Linked DNA regions of Homo sapiens: region 1 is linked to region 2. Evidence: chromatin loops called from intact Hi-C (ENCODE). Cell type or tissue: PC-3. All regions are shown on one strand. Each heading gives the region's core, and the rest is flanking DNA. Links, peaks and the distances in the headings are about the cores only.

The links. Peaks named below come from ENCODE experiments on the same cell type or tissue, not always from the same donor. Only the 100,000 strongest peaks of a DNase experiment are listed, where the experiment ranks them.
Region 1: a loop joins it to region 2, with 2.4 times the contacts of the local background. A loop is called at or near these places in 5 of 110 quality-filtered maps.

What each region holds. Positions count from the first base shown.
Region 1 is chr14:34,433,455-34,441,767 of GRCh38, reverse strand. SPTSSA (serine palmitoyltransferase small subunit A) reads left to right here. Exons shown (of 2, transcript NM_138288.4): 2 at 6,464-8,313. The coding sequence ends at 6,567. Among named protein-coding and RNA genes, the nearest start is that of SPTSSA, 25 kb to the left of the region's middle. In PC-3, for the core only: no CTCF peak of the experiment used is centred there; a DNase peak (open chromatin) is centred at 4,997; H3K27ac peaks cover 1,686 bases.
Region 2 is chr14:34,362,018-34,370,360 of GRCh38, reverse strand. No RefSeq gene overlaps it. Among named protein-coding and RNA genes, the nearest start is that of SPTSSA, 96 kb to the left of the region's middle. In PC-3, for the core only: CTCF peaks have their summits at 4,644, 4,843 (motif pointing left) and 5,684 (motif pointing right); DNase peaks (open chromatin) are centred at 5,940 and 6,300; H3K4me3 peaks cover 992 bases; H3K27ac peaks cover 4,073 bases.

The DNA of each region.
Region 1 (8,313 bases), core at 314-8,313, 71 kb before region 2:
CTTAGTTTCACTGGCCATGGCCAGAAACCTGCAGTTGCTTCCATGTTTAGGTGCTACCCACATGGGTCCTGGGTGGGAAAGGAAAAGAGAGAGAGGAGAGAGAGAGAGAGTCCCCTGTATGGAGCAGAAAAGAAAAGGAGAAAGGAGAAAAAAAAATCCCAAACTTTAGGTTTACCTCTTCTTCCTGGCTGGCTTGCCAAAATATGTTAACTGTGGAGGGTGTCCAGGTTCTTGGCGTTATGAACAAAGAATTGGTCAAAATGCATAAACAAAGCAAGGAAGGAATGAAGGGTTTTATTGAAAATGAAAGTACACTCCACAATTTAGGAGTAGGCTTGAGCATAGGGGCTCAAAGGCCCTGTTACAGAATATTTGAGAGTTTAAATACCCTCTAGAGGATTCCATTGGTTCCTTGGGGTATGCCGTATGTAGATGGAGAGGATGAAGTAAAGTTACAAAGTGTTTACTTGGCCTGCACCCTATGGGGAGGCTATTTCCTGTCATAACTGAAGTGTGAATCGGCCTTATGTTCCCTGCCTCCAGACCCTATTTTCCTGCCTCACTGGTCTCAAGTGATCCACCTGCTTTGAGTTCCCAAAGTGTTGGGATTACAGGCGTCAACTGCCTTGCCTGGCAACATTCTCTTTTTTTGGGAGACAGGGTCTCACTCTGTTACCCATGCTGGAGTGTGTATACAGTCTTGAACTCTAGTATCTTGTATTTTAACCAGGCAAAAAACTTGTTCAAGTTTTGATAAGTTATTGTTTCACTTAGAATTAAAAAATCATGCTTTTATAGGCATGTAAAAAATTTAAAAGCTTAACAATTTAATGTTCACAAAATTGAGCTTAAGTTTCAGATTCTTTTTTTACTTTTTTTTTTTTGTGAGATGGATTTTTGTTCTTGTTGCCCAGGCTTGAGTGCAGTGGCGCCATCTCGGCTCACCACACCCTCCGCCTCCCGGGTTCAAGCGATTCTCCTGCCTCAGCCTCCCAAGTAGCTGGGATTACAGGCATGCGCCACCACACCTGGCTAATTTTGTATTTTTAGTAGAGATGGGGTTTCACCATGTTGGCCAGGCTGGTCTCGATCTCCCGACCTCAGGTGATCCACCCGCCTCGGCCTCCCAAAGTGCTGGGATTATAGGTGTAAGCCACCGCGCCCAGCCAAGTTTCAGATTCTTGATTTATAGTGGAATAACCCGTTAGGCTAATATATGCGTGTTCCTTAAGTGATATATTCTCCATACTAAATTGAAGAATTAGCATCATAAAGACTATGTAACATACATATTCAGATAGCTGATTTATAGTAATCACTCCTACTGGAGTTGAAATTGAGCCAATGACCTTAAGATTATTACTATACCATTTTCATTTGTTTGGTATATGTATTTATAAGGTTTATATAAAAGCTGTGAAAAAGCAAAATTTGTTCTTAAGTCCAATATTGCCTGGAAACTGTTTTTGTCTTTTCTGTAGTCATTATCAAGTTTTTCAGCCACAATAATGTGAGGAATATGTAGAAAGCATCATAATGAATCTAGTCACATGAACATCTCTGTTCATCAAATGTCTATTTAGCATGTTTTTTTGTTAGATGCTGGAGATACAAAAATAATATTATTTCTCTGTTTAAGGAGTTGATAATTTGAGTAAGTACATCTACAAATAGGTAATGTCAGGTGGTAAGTGCTGTGTTACTCACTTTCAAACAAAGTATTAAAGGAGCTTTATGAGCATTAAGGAATAATTAGTTCTGCCAAGGGGTTGGGGTAAGAATGGGAAAAATTATGAATGCCAGGGAAGGCCTAAGGCCTAATACAAGAGGAGATAACTACTGAGCTCCTAGAATTATTAGGTTTTACTAGGGGGAGTAGGGCTTTTCATATGTAGGAAAGTATATAGTACAGTGGTTAAGAACACAGATACTTGGAGTTGGACTGATTTGTTTTGGAACTGGCCCCTGTAGTTTGTTGGGGAGGTTACTGGAACTTGATGAAGTGCTTAACTAGTACCAGACACACACTAGACATTCACAAAGTGAAAGCTGCTGCTGCCAGTCTTATTCTTATATTATCATTAAACAATAAGCAAAGCCAGAGCAGTATGGAAATATATAATGTTGTTTTCTGAGACTCTTGTAATATGACTGCAAGTAGGATATGTGTATATTAGGGAATGGTTTGGACTGTTGGGAAGTACAGTGGAAAAGTAGCATGGTAGTCGTGGTTGGTCTTCACCTAGGTCTCCTTTCTTTTTTTTATTTTAAGTTAATTTTATTTTTTTTCTTGGTAGAGACATTGTCTTACTATGTTGCCCAGACTAGTCTCAAACTCCTGAGTTCAAGTAATCCTCCCACCTCGGCCTCCCAAAGTGCTGGAATTACAGGCATGAGCCACTGCACCTAGCTTAAGTCCCCTTTAATGGCTGATGTACCCCCCAAGCCTCCGTGAGTGTTGGCTGCTAATGACCTATAGCGCCCCCTTTCTCTAGAGTATTGTCCTCTGCCAAGCAGCCTTCTTGGTTAGGTGGATTTTCCGTATCCCACCCTATAACCAATGATTGACAGATAAGAAGATACAAAAGGTCAGGCCCTTTGTGTCAAAGCAATGCCAACTATATGGTATAATTTATGCTCCAGAGTGCCCTGTGGGAGCTGAGACTCTGTCCCTACTTAGCTTATTTCCCCTGCTCTATTCTACTGTACTCACTCCCCTTCAAATAAAATTCCCTCAATAAATAGCTTGCACAAGAATCCCTGTCTCAATCCTTCAGTCCCTATCTACTTCTGTGGATCCTAAGATTTGGGGCTAGATCGGAAAGTCCTTGAATACTTGCCTTAGAATCCTATAAGTGCTGTCTTATAGACATTGGAAACCTAATGCATTTTAAAAGGATCATTCTAGTAAAGAGGGACATGGAAAGTGGCTAGAAGCCTACGATGGGAACTTTCTATCATCTAAGTAAAGGATGATAAATGCCTTAATCATTTATCATTGATTAAGGTTGGGGAGGTGAGATACAAGAGTCATTTGTAGGGATTGGGGAAGAACTGAGAAGTCATAGGTAATTTGAATGTGGGGAGAAGGAATAAAAAACCTTCTAGACTGGATGACTTGGCAAATAGTTGTGTTAATCGGCAAAATTGGACTCGTAGGAAGAGGTAGTTTTGGAGAAGGTTAATGAGTTCAGTTTGAATTTAAGTTACCTTGTTGAATGTCATAGATGGAAATGTACCGTAAGTAGGTAGAAATATCTGTCTGCAGTATGGAAGGTGAGGTCAGGTTGACAACATGAAGGTACAGAATGGACATCCCTAATCTGAAAATGAAAAGTCTGAAATGCTCGAAAATCCAAAACTTTTGAGCAACAACATGACAGTCAAAGGAAATGCCCGTTGGAGCATTTTTGATACTGGATTAGGTGTGCTCACCGGGTTAAGTATAATGCAAATATTCTAAATTTAAAAAAAAAATCTGAAATTTGAAATACTTCTCAACTCAAGCATTTAGGATGAGGGATACTCAACCTGTAGTTGTTTAAGTTATGAGGGAATATGGGGCCCAAGACAAAACGATGGGAATTCCATTTTATCATCTGGAACGTTTTCAGCCGCAAGTAACAAAATTGAGCAAGCTACTTTAAGAGTAAAGGGGATTGGCCAGCTCGGCGTGGTGGCTCACACCTGTAATCTCAGCACTTTGGGGGGCTGAGGTGGGAGGATTGCTTGTCCCCAGGAGTTCAAGACCAGCCTGAGCAACATAGGGAGACCCCATCTCTACAAAAATAATAAAGAAATCAGCTGGGCGTGGTAGTGCGTGTTTGTTGTCCCAGCTACTTGGAAGGCTGTGGTGGGAGGATTGCCTGAGCCTGGGAGGTCGAGGCTGTGGTGAACTATGATTGTGTAACTGCAGTCTAGCCTGGACAACAGAGTGAGACCTTGACTCAAAAAAAGTAAAGGGGATTTATTAGTTTAGTATGTAAAAATCCAGTGGTAGGGTGGGATTCAGGGTTTTTTGATGAGGATTCTGACTCCATTTTTCTGTGATTATTTTTGTCCTGCCACCTTCTTGAGTCAGCTTTGTTCTGAATCTTGCTTTCCTCATGGAGGTAAAGTGACTCCAGTGATTGCAAGATTCCATCAGCAAGCTGCATATTGTAGGAGAGAGCATCTATGTTCCTGAATTCCTGGCTGAAGTCCTAAGCTTTGAGCTGATTAATCAGTTTTGATGTAGGGCATTGTTACCAAGCAAAAGAGATCCCTCTAATTGGTTAAGACCAGTCAGGGGTTATCCATGAAGATGGGTTAGTCTAACCAAAAGGGCATGGCTGCTATACTAGGAGGAGAGTGGATGTTTGCAAGGAAAGCACAAAGTTCACTCTTATCTATCATCCATCATAAAGGAAAGAGCCAGTGAAAAACAGGGAAATGGTAAGAGAGATTAAAAGAGGGCCTTAGAAAATACCTGAGCCCAGAGTAGAGTTTTAAAGAGTGGAAAGGATTGTTTTGTTTTGTTTTCTGTTTGTTTTTTGAGACAGGGTCTGGCTCTGTTGCTCAGGCTGGAGTGCAGTGGTGCCCTTCCGGCTCACATCAGCCTCCAGAGTAGCTGGCACTACAGGCATAAATGGAAAGGGTTTTGAAGAAGAAGGACTAAAACAGTGTCAATTCAAACAGCCTTTGGATTTGGTGGAGACCACCAGTGATCTTAGAACAATGCCTACAGTCTGGAGGAGTAAGAATCAGATGGTGTGTTGGTGATGAACAAATATATGCCAATGATATAGAAGCAGCAAATGTATATATTTTTCTTTCTCTCTTTTTTTTTTTTTAAAGAAATTAGTAAATAGAAGGCGGCAGTTTAAGGAATAACTGGATTAAGGGCGGTTAAAAAGTAAATTGTAAAAAAAAGATTGTGAAAGACTTTCTGCTCTTGTTTGCTGGATGAAGAGAATGAGTTTATGGCTTGAGTCAGGCAGTCTTGGTTTGACCTCTGGCTCTAAAGACAGCTTCCTGTATGGCCCTGAACAAGCTACTCAGTTTTCTCAGCTTCTGATTAGTGATGAACATAATAAACATTTCATAGGAAAGCTATAAGGGTTAAGTAAGATAATGTAATTGTGGAAGAGATTTGTCAACTAACCTGTTATACAAATATTAGTTGATAGTAAGCACATTGTTTATTTAAACCCTATCTTCTCATAAAAGAATGTAAGTTATTTTAAAAATAATAGTATGTATAGCTGAAAGGTATGTAGAGTTGAGAAAGGGGAAAGGCAAGTGAAAGAGGAGAGAGAGAGAAGAATGAGAATATGAATGAATTAATAAAGCATGACTCCAGTTCAAAAACAGTTATTCCTCTTAGCATCCTATGTAACTGTGCAAAGCCAAAAGCCCTTAGATTTGACATAATTTTTGCTAGCAGTATTTTGTGTGGCCCCAGAGAGAGGCCTCTTGTTGACTTCCATATATACAGTTTCAGTTCCTTTTGTAATAAAAAGAAAGGAACATGGTACAGAAAGGTTATTGTTTAGGTTATCAAGATTACCTTTATTTGAAGTTGTTGCAAATAGTAGCAATAGTGATAATAATGTTTAATAGTGATAATAGCAGTAGCAGTTGCTGTCATCCCTAAGCTAGTGTATGATTGATTTTAGCTTTGTCTGACTCTAAAAATACTTTTAGCCACATTCTAGTCTAATTCTAAAATTCTTTGATCATACATTCTTATTAGTTAAGTTGGTAGATCTTTTATAGTAATTAAATAGAATTTTATTCCTGTATATTTATTTCTTAGGTAGAACAGTATCACATTCTATGCTTCATTTTAAGCAGTCCTGCCGGGCGCAGTGGCTCACGCCTGTAATCCCAGCACTTTGGGAGGCTGAGATGGGTGGATCTCCTGAGGTCAGGAGTTCGAGACCAGCCTGGCCAACATGGTGAAACCCTGTCTCTACTAAAAATACAAAAATTAGCTGGGTGTCATGGCGGGCACCTGTAATCCCAGCTACTCAGGAGGCTAAGACAGGAGAATCACTTGAACCCAGAAGGCAGAGGTTGCAGTGAGCCGAGATCGTGCCATTACACTCCAGCCTTGGGTAACAAGAGCAAAACTCTGTCTCAAAAAAAAAAAAAAAAAAAAAAGAGAAACAAACAAACAAAAACATTTGAAGCAGTCTGATATTTTCAACTACACAGGGAGAATAACAGTACTTACTTTATATGGTGATAGTAAAGATAGAATGAGCTAAAAACAAAATAAAACAAAACCAGCTTAGAGTGGTGCCAGGCATGGTTGTTAGTGGCTAGTATTATCATTCTTGTTGTTTTTTTTATCAGTGCTTGATATAAATGAGAAAGCACTAAGTGAATGGGTACTTCAGCATAAAAGAGTTGTTGAAGACATGTGGAGATTTAGTTTTGAATAAATTAATAATAATAAGTTTCCTTAACTACAACTCAGATTCCATGCTGGTTTCCATTGTGGGGATGGCACTATACACAGGATACGTCTTCATGCCCCAGCACATCATGGCGATATTGCACTACTTTGAAATCGTACAATGACCAAGATGCGACCAGGATCAGAGGTTCCTTGGGGAAGACCCACCCTACGAAGTTGGAATGAGACCATCAGATGTGATAAGAAACTCTTCTAGATGTCAACATAACCAACCTTATAAAGACTAAAATTCATGAGTAGAACAGGAAAATCATCCTGACTCATGTGTTGTGTTCTTTATTTTTAATTTTCAAAGAGGCTCTTGTATAGCAGTTTTTGTCTATTTTAACATTGTAGTCATTTGTACTTTGATATCAGTATTTTCTTAACCTTTGTGACTGTTTCAATATTACCCCCGTGAAAGCTTTTCTTAATGTAACTTTGAGTACATTTTAATTGCCTTCTATTTTTAAAACTCAAAATCATTAGTTGGGCTTTACTGTTCTTGCTATTGTATGGCATATACATCTGCCTGGATATATTTCTACTCTTGACCAAAGTTTTGTAAAGAACAATATAAGATTTCGGGTAGGGGTATGGGGAGGGAAGATATTTTATTGAGAACTACTTAACAAAAGATTTATCTGTAAGCTTGAACTCAGGAGTACAGTTTTAGCTATCTAGACTCTAACAGCTTTTGCTTTAAAATTATTAAAGTGTTTCTTAATGAAAAAGAAAAGATCTTGCTAAAGTTAAAATAAGGAACATTTCACCTTTTAAATATTTAATTCTTATGTGGACTTATTTCCAGAAAACTTTGGTGATAATTCTTGAGACAAAAGGTGGTTAAGTAGCATTATTATGTAATGCTTATATACCATAGAGTTTTTAATAGAAGAGAAATCCATTTCCTCCGAGGGTCACTATTAACAATGTACTTCCTTAAATTTAGTTTAATGATTGTAATGGGTGCTGCATTTGCACATTGCATTAAGTTATGATGAGACGAATTGTTGTTAAAAATTATAGCAAAAAGAAATGTAAACTTGGTTAAAATCCTTTCACTCTTTGTATTGTTTTTTTTAAGGTTTTTATTCCTTAAATGTAAAATGACTACCTAATTTTTTGATGTAAATACATTAAATTCAAAGAGAAAAAAAATCAGCTGATGTAGCAGTATATCTTTTCCTTGATGGTTAAATATTGATCTAGTATTTATATTGCTGAATTATTTTCTGTGGAGGACCAGATAAGCAGTAAGTATGTCTTATCCTATATGTTTTGCAACATAAAAATATTGCTAATTGAAAAGAATTAGGCAATTATGTGTGTTGCTGGGTTGTTTTTTTGTTTTTTTTTTTTTGAGACGGAGTCTTGCCCTGTCGCCCAGGATGGAGTGCAACAGCATGATCTCGGTTCACTGCAACCTCCATCTCCTGGGATCAAGTGATTCTCCTGCCTCAGCCTCCTGAATAGCTGGGATTACAGGCACCTGCCACCATGCCTGGCTAATTTTTTGTATCTGTAGTAGAGACGGGGTTTCACTGTGTTGGCCAGGATGGTCTCAAACTCCTGACCTCCTGATCCACCTGCCTCGGCCTCCCAAAGTGCTGGGTTTACAGGCGTGAGCCACCGCGCCCGGCCAAAATTGAGGTATTTTTTGCCCTACGTTTTAAGGACTAGACTTTTGAAGTATTTTATAGTCTAGAGGTCTCAAGTAATATATATGTGTTTAATATTTTTAGAGCCAATTGATACCACAATTAGATAGGAGTAGTGAGAATAATATGGAATTACTTGGTTTGAAGTAGTTAAAAATTGGATATGGTTATATCTGAGCTGTAGTCATATTATCTCAAGAAAAATAATAC
Region 2 (8,343 bases), core at 291-8,290:
AAACCCCATCTGGTAGAATATAAAAATTAGCCGGGTGTGGTGGCGCATGCTTGTAATCCCAGCCACTCGGGAGGCTGAGGCAGGAGAATCACTTGAATCCGGGAGGTGGAGGCTGCAGTGAGTGTAGATTGAGCCATTGCACTCCAGCCTGGGCAACAGAGCGAGACTCCATAACAAAAAACAAATAAAAACAAAACAACGACAACAACAACAACAACAGAGATGATGTCCAACAGTGTTTGACACAATTAATTTAGCCATTTTTATTTCATCACTAGTGCTGACAAGGATAATGTAATTTAAAAATTAACTGAATAAATATATCTGCTCTTAATAAGTAGTAGCTGCATTGTCCTACTTGTAGAACTCAGATGCCTAGTTTTAGGGAGCACTGTCCTCAGTGCAAGCACTGTGGTGACCTGGAATCTCCTGCCCTGACACGTACAGTTTGCTTATCAAGCAATTACCCTGGCACCTACCATTTCTGAGCCTTAGGAAAGCCCTATTTAGAATGCCACTTAAGGAATGTGCTCCCTCCCTTGAGTTCTTATGCAAGATCTTTTTTGAATGCTTAAAGAGAGAATAATAATAATAATAATGATAAGAAGAAAAAGAAGAAGAGGAAGAAAGAAAAAGGAAGAAGGAGGAGAAGGAGAGGAGGAGGAGGAGAGCAAATCAGTAAATCACTTAAGTAAAATTTGCCCTGCAAAGAAGTCAGGGCATCTTGGTCCTATCTTGTTCTCCCCCTCACCAAATTGGTGCCACTTCCTGAACACACTGGGTGCTTTCACATACTGGTGCATTTGCTGGCATGGTTCTGCCTGGCCTGGATGCCCTTCCCTTCATTTCTCAACACTTCCCCCGTCAAAAGCCAAGGAACTCCGTTGTGTAGCTTTCTCCAACACCCACAGATGGAATTAATACTTCCCTCTTCTGTAGACCCACACCACTCTGGAAACACCCCTATCATGCAGTTTATTATAGTCTGCCTAATTAGAAGCATGGTATTTGTCCACTGTGGTTGACCATGAGCTCCTGGCAGACTGGCAGTATTTTATCCGCTTTGTAGTCTTAACAGGTGGGGCAGAGCCTCTGATGATTCTGGGGGAAAAGAGTGAAATCACCTTTTGCCATTTGTCATGTTGTAAAGCTTCCTTTCCTTTGCTAAATACTTACCAGGAGAGCCCTACCATCATGGCTTAAGCATTTTTGTCCCACAGCAAGGGACTAGCCAGGGCAGGGAGGTAGATAGTTTTGTATTTCATATATGGCTTGTATTGTGCCATGAGAATATTTGCAGGCTTGTTACTTTGAAGTGCCTCTGTCAGAGACTAGAGGAAGCCTGATTCTCAAGCCCAAATGAGATAGGAAAGTTGTCATGGATACCATAACTGCCAGTCTTCTTGGATGTCATAGGCGAGGCAGGTCAGCTCAAGAGAGAAGTGCTTCCTGGTGGTGTTTGCCATGCCTGATTGTGGATAAATCCAATATAACCCAGCATTTTCTACACTTGTTTGAATGCACGAAATCTAGTGGGCAAAGATTGAGAAAGGCAGCCTTTAATTGCTGGGTGTGGTGTAAGGTTGATTGAGTGTGGTGGAGTTGTGAGTAGACTTGCCTGCAGAGAAGTAAAACAGATGGAAATTCCATGGCCTTGTAAGTGAGTTTTTATCTCTATTTAAAATCTTTCTCATTTCTTCAACTTACGGTTATGAAATATTTCAAACACACAGAAAAGTTGAAAGATTATTATGGTGTAATCCCATATGCCCTCCACATAAATTTCACAATTGTTAATATTTTGCAATACTTGCTTTATTTTTCTCTGTACTTTGGTTTTCTTTTTTGTGTGCCATTTGAAAGCAAATTATGTACACATGATGACACAACACTTTTCGATATTCAGCATTTCATCCCTTAAGAATACAGATATTTATCCACAGAAACAAAATGTCATTATCCCTGCTAAGAAAATTAACTATCTAAAATCAACTAAATATTTACATTTCTGGCCGGGCATGGTGACTCACGCCTGTAATCTCAGCACTTTAGGAAGATTGCTTGAGCCTAGGTGTTCAAGGCCAGTCTGGGCAATATAGTAAAATGACGTCTCTTAAAAAAAAAAAAAAAAAAGGCAAGAGTGGTGGTGCATGTCTATAGGCCTAGCTACTCAGGAGGCTGAGGTGGGAGGATCACTTGAGTCCAGGAGGTTGAAGCTGCAGTGAGCTATGATGACACCACTCACGGCACCCCAGCTTAGATGACAGAACGAGACCCTGTCTCAGAAAAACAAACAAACAAACAAACTGCATTAATTCCTCCAAAATGTCTTTGTAGCTGTTTCTCTCAAATTAATGCATACATTACATTTTAAAACTTCATTTTAACATAGAATGTTTTATCCCTCTTTTTTTCCCTCCATGACATTGACTTTTTGAAGAATCCAGGCTCGCAGCCTTATAGAATGTCCCACATTCTAGATTGTGTTTTCTCTTGATGTTAACCTGTTCCTCTTTCCCAGTAAGTTTTAACCCGGGCTGTACATTAGAATTCCTTGTTTTGATTAATTGGCCTTACAAAGAAGAAGTAATAAATTGGTCCACTCTGTTCTCACTGGGGGTTTTAAATACAAAACTAAAAACCTAGAAATTTCATACAAATGTCTGAGTGCTGCTCTAATCCAGTTAAATCAGAAGCCCTTGGGATGCAGCCCAGGTGGCCCTACTTTCAAAAATCTCCGGGTGGCTCTAATATGAGGTCAGAAGTAAGAACCACTGCTCTATCTCCTGTATATTCTTTAAACTAGAAGTTAGATTCGAGTATACGTTTTTGTTCAGAATATCTTAACTGTACATTACAATCATGTGGGAAGCTTTAAAAAATACTGATGCTTGGCAACTCCGGCCCCCGCCCCTGCCCAAGTAGATTCTGCCGTAGTTGGCATTAGGAGTTTGAAAAGCTCCTCGGGTGATTCTAATGCAATTAAGAAGCGCTACTGCCTTAGATTAGGTTGTTGAATTTGCATCATATCAGGAAGCATGTAATGCCACAGTGTTCCATTTTTTGTGATGTGAAATTCAATCACTGGATTAAGGTGGTCACCACCATACCTCTCCATTTCAAAGGTACAGTTGCTCTTCTTTGTTTATTTTATATATTTTTTGAGATGGAGTCTTGCTCTATCACCCAGGCTGGAGTGCAGTGGCGCGATCTCAGCTCACTGCAACCTCTGCCTCCCGGGTTCAAGAAATTCTTCTGCCTCAGTCTCCCAAGTAGCTGGGACTACAGGCGTGTGCCACCATGCCCAGCTAATTTTTGAATTTTTAGTAGAGACGGGGTTTCACCATGTTGGCCAGGCTGGTCTCGAACTCCTAACCTTGTGATCCGCCCACCTTGGCCTCCCAAAGTGCTGGGATTACAGGCATGAGCCACTGTGCCTGGCCCAGTTTCTCTTCTTTGTAAAAGTAAGTGGTCCCTGGGATGGTACTTTGGTACTCTAGGGATAGCCCGTATGCTAACAAGTTTTCATCCAAAGGTTTTGGCTTCCACTGGTGATTGTTACATGAATCAATGATTATATCAGGGGTTACAAAATGGTGATCTTCGAATTTTGTCATTTCTTTTACATTTATGAGTGTCTTACTTTTGTAAAGAAGAGCTGTCCTGTTTATCCTCCCCACTCCCTGCCCTGGGATTCACGTATCTTCATTAATAAAGAGCTACCATCATTATCCTTTTTGACGTTAAATTGTATCCAATTCGGCCCGTGGGAAACCCTTCAAGTCGGCTATTTATTTATTGAGATGGAGTCTCACTTTGTTGCCCAGGCTGGAGTGCTGTGGTGCGATCTTGGCTCACTGCAACCTCTGCCTCCTGGGTCCAAGCAATTCTTCTGCCTCAGCCTCCTGAGTAGCTGGGATTACAGGTGTCTGCCACTGTGCCTGGCTAATTTTTGTATTTTTAGTAGAGACAGTGTTTCACCATGTTGGCCAGGCTGGTCTCGACCTCCTGACCTCAGGTGATCTGCCCACCTTGGCCTCCCAAAGTGCCGGGATTACATGCATCAGCCACTGTGCCCAGCCTACAAGTTGGCTTTTTAAAAAGTAAATGATTTTTACATTGAAATATAACATATAGATAAATGCACAAAAAATCAAGTCTATAGTTCAAAGAATGTTCACAAAGCAAACACATGAATAGCTAGCTCCTAGATCAAGAAACAAAACATTACCAGGAGCCTGAAGCCCCAATCACACCCTCTTCCTATCACTTTTGTCCCCACACCAGTAACCACCAGCTTTACTTCTAAACCTATTGATCAGTTTGGCTGTTTTGGAATTTTGTGTCAATGGAATCATACCACATGTACGCTTTTCTGTCTGGTTCCTTTGCACGTCTGTATGCTCATGAGATTCACTCTTGTGTGTGCAGCTGCAGTTCTTTGTTTTTCATTGCTCCTGCCATTTATTTATTCATTCTAGTGTAGGTGGACATTAAGGATGATTCCAGGTTTTGACTATTATGTGCCCCTATGAACATTCTGGTACTTGGGGTCAACACATTTTTTTGGGTAAGGAGAATAGGGGTAGAAGTGGAATTCCTTGCTCATAGGGTATGTTTACTTTGGTAGAGGTCGCCACACAGTTTTCCTCCTGTTTTCTTTTGATATAACCCCCTTGGTCCTTACGTACTTCTTTTACTTTCTGGCAGAAGATGTCCTTGGCTCATCTTTTGTGTTCTCTGCCCGAGCCCTGGAACCAGCCATTTCTCTGAGGATTTCTCATCCTTTTGAATAGGGAACTGTATTTAAAAGCCGAGGTGTGGGTACTATTTGTGCTTAGCACTACTGGGATCTCATTGCTCTTAGTTCCTTCTAGTGGACAAAGCTCAGAAATACACAATCATGTGTTTGAACTGAGAGTTCCAATTTCAACTTTACAGAGTTGTTTTTTCCCTTCTTAACTCTGTTTTATGTTATATATCATCTAATTTCTCTTACGTTGAAAATCTTTGTTCCTAATAACATCAATATATTTTATTTGCTTTCTTCTACATTTTCATAAAACAGTTTTGAAGTCACAATACTAATACTACTGACAATATTATGTGAGTAAAGTAATATATGAATATGCGTAAGCTTCAGATTTCTTTGCAGTTCTTTTTGTCTCTTGTGAGCAACTTCGATACTAAGTTAAATGGCTTAAACTAATGTGGAGAATGAGGAATTTATCTAGCGGTTCAAGAAGTGAGGGTGTTCTGCTCAGAATGTAGACTGTGTGCCTTCTAGATGATTGCAGCTGTTGAGCTCCCACTGTGGGCTTTTTTTCCCTCTTTTATTTTTTTTTGAGATAAAGTCTTGCTCTGCCCCCCAACGCGGGAGTGCAATGGCACAATCTCAGCTCACTGCAACCTCTGCCTCCCGGGTTCCAGTGATTCTCCTGCCTCAGCCTCCTGAGTAGCTGGGATTACAGGCACCTGCCATCACGCCCAGCTAATTTTCTTTTTTTTTTTTGTATTTTTAGTAGAAATGGGGTTTCACCATGTTGGCCACGCTGGTCTCGAACTCCTGACCTCAAGTGATCCACCCACCTTGGCCTCCCAAAGTGCTGGGATTACAGGCGTGAGCCACCGTGCCCGGCCTTTTTTCCCTTTCTTTAACTCCCTTTCTGAAGGTTTTCAGGGTTTCCAGTGAGATGAGGTGCACAGCTGGGGGCAGTATGTCCTTCTCTCACTTAGAGGTTCTCTGGTCGACATCCTCCCTTCACTCTGATCGTGATGGTTAATTTTATGTATCAAGTTGACTGAATTATTGTGTTCAGCTATTTGCAAATCTAGATGTTGCTGTGCAGGTATTTTAAGAATAGGTGACTAACATTTAAATCAGCGGACTTTGGGGAAAGCAGATTGCTCTCCACAATATGGGTGGGTCTCACTGAGTCAGCGGAAGTCATTAAAAGACTCAGGTCCCTTGAAGAGGAAGGAATTCTGCCTCCAGATCGTCAGACTTAATACATCAACTTATTGCTGGACTCGCCAGCCTAACTCGTGGATTTCAGACTTATCAGCTCTCATGATTGTGTGAGCCAATTTCTTAAATTAATCTCTGTCTCCCTACTTCCCCCACCCTATTGGTTCTGTTCCTATGGAGAACCCTGATGATGACACTGGTTATCTCAAACCTGATAACAAATGTTTGGGGATCTCTGCTATGTGCCCCAGTAGTGGCATCACGGTGAGAAGCAGACTGTAGTCATCCAGGAAGGAAAGGAACAGAGTGGGATGATAAAGGGCCCCGTTAAGGGAGTGGATGCAGGAAATGATGTGTAAGAACCTATCTCCCCTCCCACTCTGAACTTGGCTAACATGGTTACCAGCAAACAGCTGGTTTGATTTGGAACCAGGGTGTCCTCCTGGGCTAGGAGCAGCTTAGTGTGCCCTGCTTTGATGAGAGGAAAAGGCTCTCTATGACTCTCACACACCTCCTGGGGCCCTTGACTTACAGTTCCTGTCAACGCTCTCATGTGGGACAGGCTGTGCACACCACGCCTGGTGTGGCTCACTTTTGGGAAGCGCTTCCCCTCGGCAGTGGGAGAAGGCAGAGCAGAATCTAATTGCTTTCATTGCTTAATGAGTAAAGACCAAGCTGTTTGTTATAAGAGGGTGTATAGAATTTTCTCCAGTTCTTCCTTCCTAATTTCTCTTTCACATTACTCCTCCCCAGGAGCAGACTTTGGTAAAATTGTGGAAAACATAGACATAATGAACATAATAATGTACTGAACTTATGCTATGAGCCAGTGAGTATAAGTAATGGAAAACTTTATTTCTGAGGACACTCGATTCTGGGATCAAAAGCCTCCTCCAGTGATTCCCAGGAAGGTTCTGCTACTGCCATTCCAGGGAGGAGTTGGGACCCTGGGAAGCAGACAGAAGAGAGGGGAAAGGACCAGGGTGGAGGAAGAGAAGAGAGATCAGAATGCAAAGTGACCCCAGGTATCAAGGGACTGGATGGGAAAAAGCTGCAATGTTTTACACAACCTTCTAAATGCATCTGTAAACATCTTTTAGCAAGATTCCCCTCAGTAATTGACTGAACCCACATAACCTCCTACAGACATAACTAAGGGGTGACATAGATCACCAGTCTAGAGGAAAGCTGCCACAGTCTTGCAGGGGGTTGAAATCAGGCTTGTTTGCTCTGTTTAGTTTGGGTTTGGCAGAGTTGCACAGAGGAGGAGCACGGCATCTACTCATGAAGCTGATGGTCAGGTTCCCAGACCATTACACATTAGAAACTCGGTGAAATTAAATTGGCATCTCTCGGGTGAGGCCCAAGCAAGGGTATTGTTTAGGTCCTCAGATGATTGTAATGTGCACTCTGAATCCCTGCCATCACCAACTCATAGAGGACATGCTCTACAGCTACAGCCCAGAGGCCATGATAGAGAGACAAATGTGTTGTAATCATGAATGTCATTTTGTCCTTGCAGAATTAATGGGATGTTGTGGTTTATGTTATTAGGCACTGGCAATAAAGAAATTTGTGGTAATCATAGTGATTGGCTAGATAAGGCATTGTGAAATAAGGGAATGAGGATGTGATGGATGGTGAGAGAATTAGGGTAAAAATTCATGAATCTGAGAGCACAACAAAGATCTCAGAGGAAAGTGAGAAGGGAAGTTAAGGATTTAGCTAAAAAGTTAAAACAGTCTGGGTGTGGTGGCTCATGCCTGTAATCCCAGCACTTTGGGAGACCAAGGTGGGCAGATCATCTGAAGTCAGGAGTTTGAGACCAGCCTGACCAACATGGAGAAACCCCGTCTCTACTAAAAATACAAAATTAGCTGGGCATGGTGGCACATGCCTGTAATCTCAGCTACTCGGGAGGCTGAGGCAGGAGAATCGCTTGAACCTGGGAGGCGGAGGTTGCGGTGAGCCAAGATTGCACCGTTGCACCCCAGCCTGGGCAACAAGAGTGAAACTCCATCTTAGAAAAAAAAAAAAAAAGTTAAAACAACACAAACAACTGGAACTATGTAGGGCAGTTAAGTGTGCCAGGACTTTGGCAAGAAGACAGGAACTCCCTCCTGTCCCCAAATAATGATGTTTGGGAACTTGGAGTGGTGGTGGTTTACACCCTGCTCACTGTGATGGAAAGGCTGAGAAGGGCAGTTTGGGCAGAACAGTGAGCAGGGAGCAATGCACAGATGGGCACAATAGGATTCAAGAAGTCAGGAAATGTGCAGCAATGGAAGGCTTATGGAGGACTGGCCTCCTTGACTAAGACAAAATGCTATATTCTGCAAGTTTTTGCAGTTTATTCATTTACTGATCCAGCTACT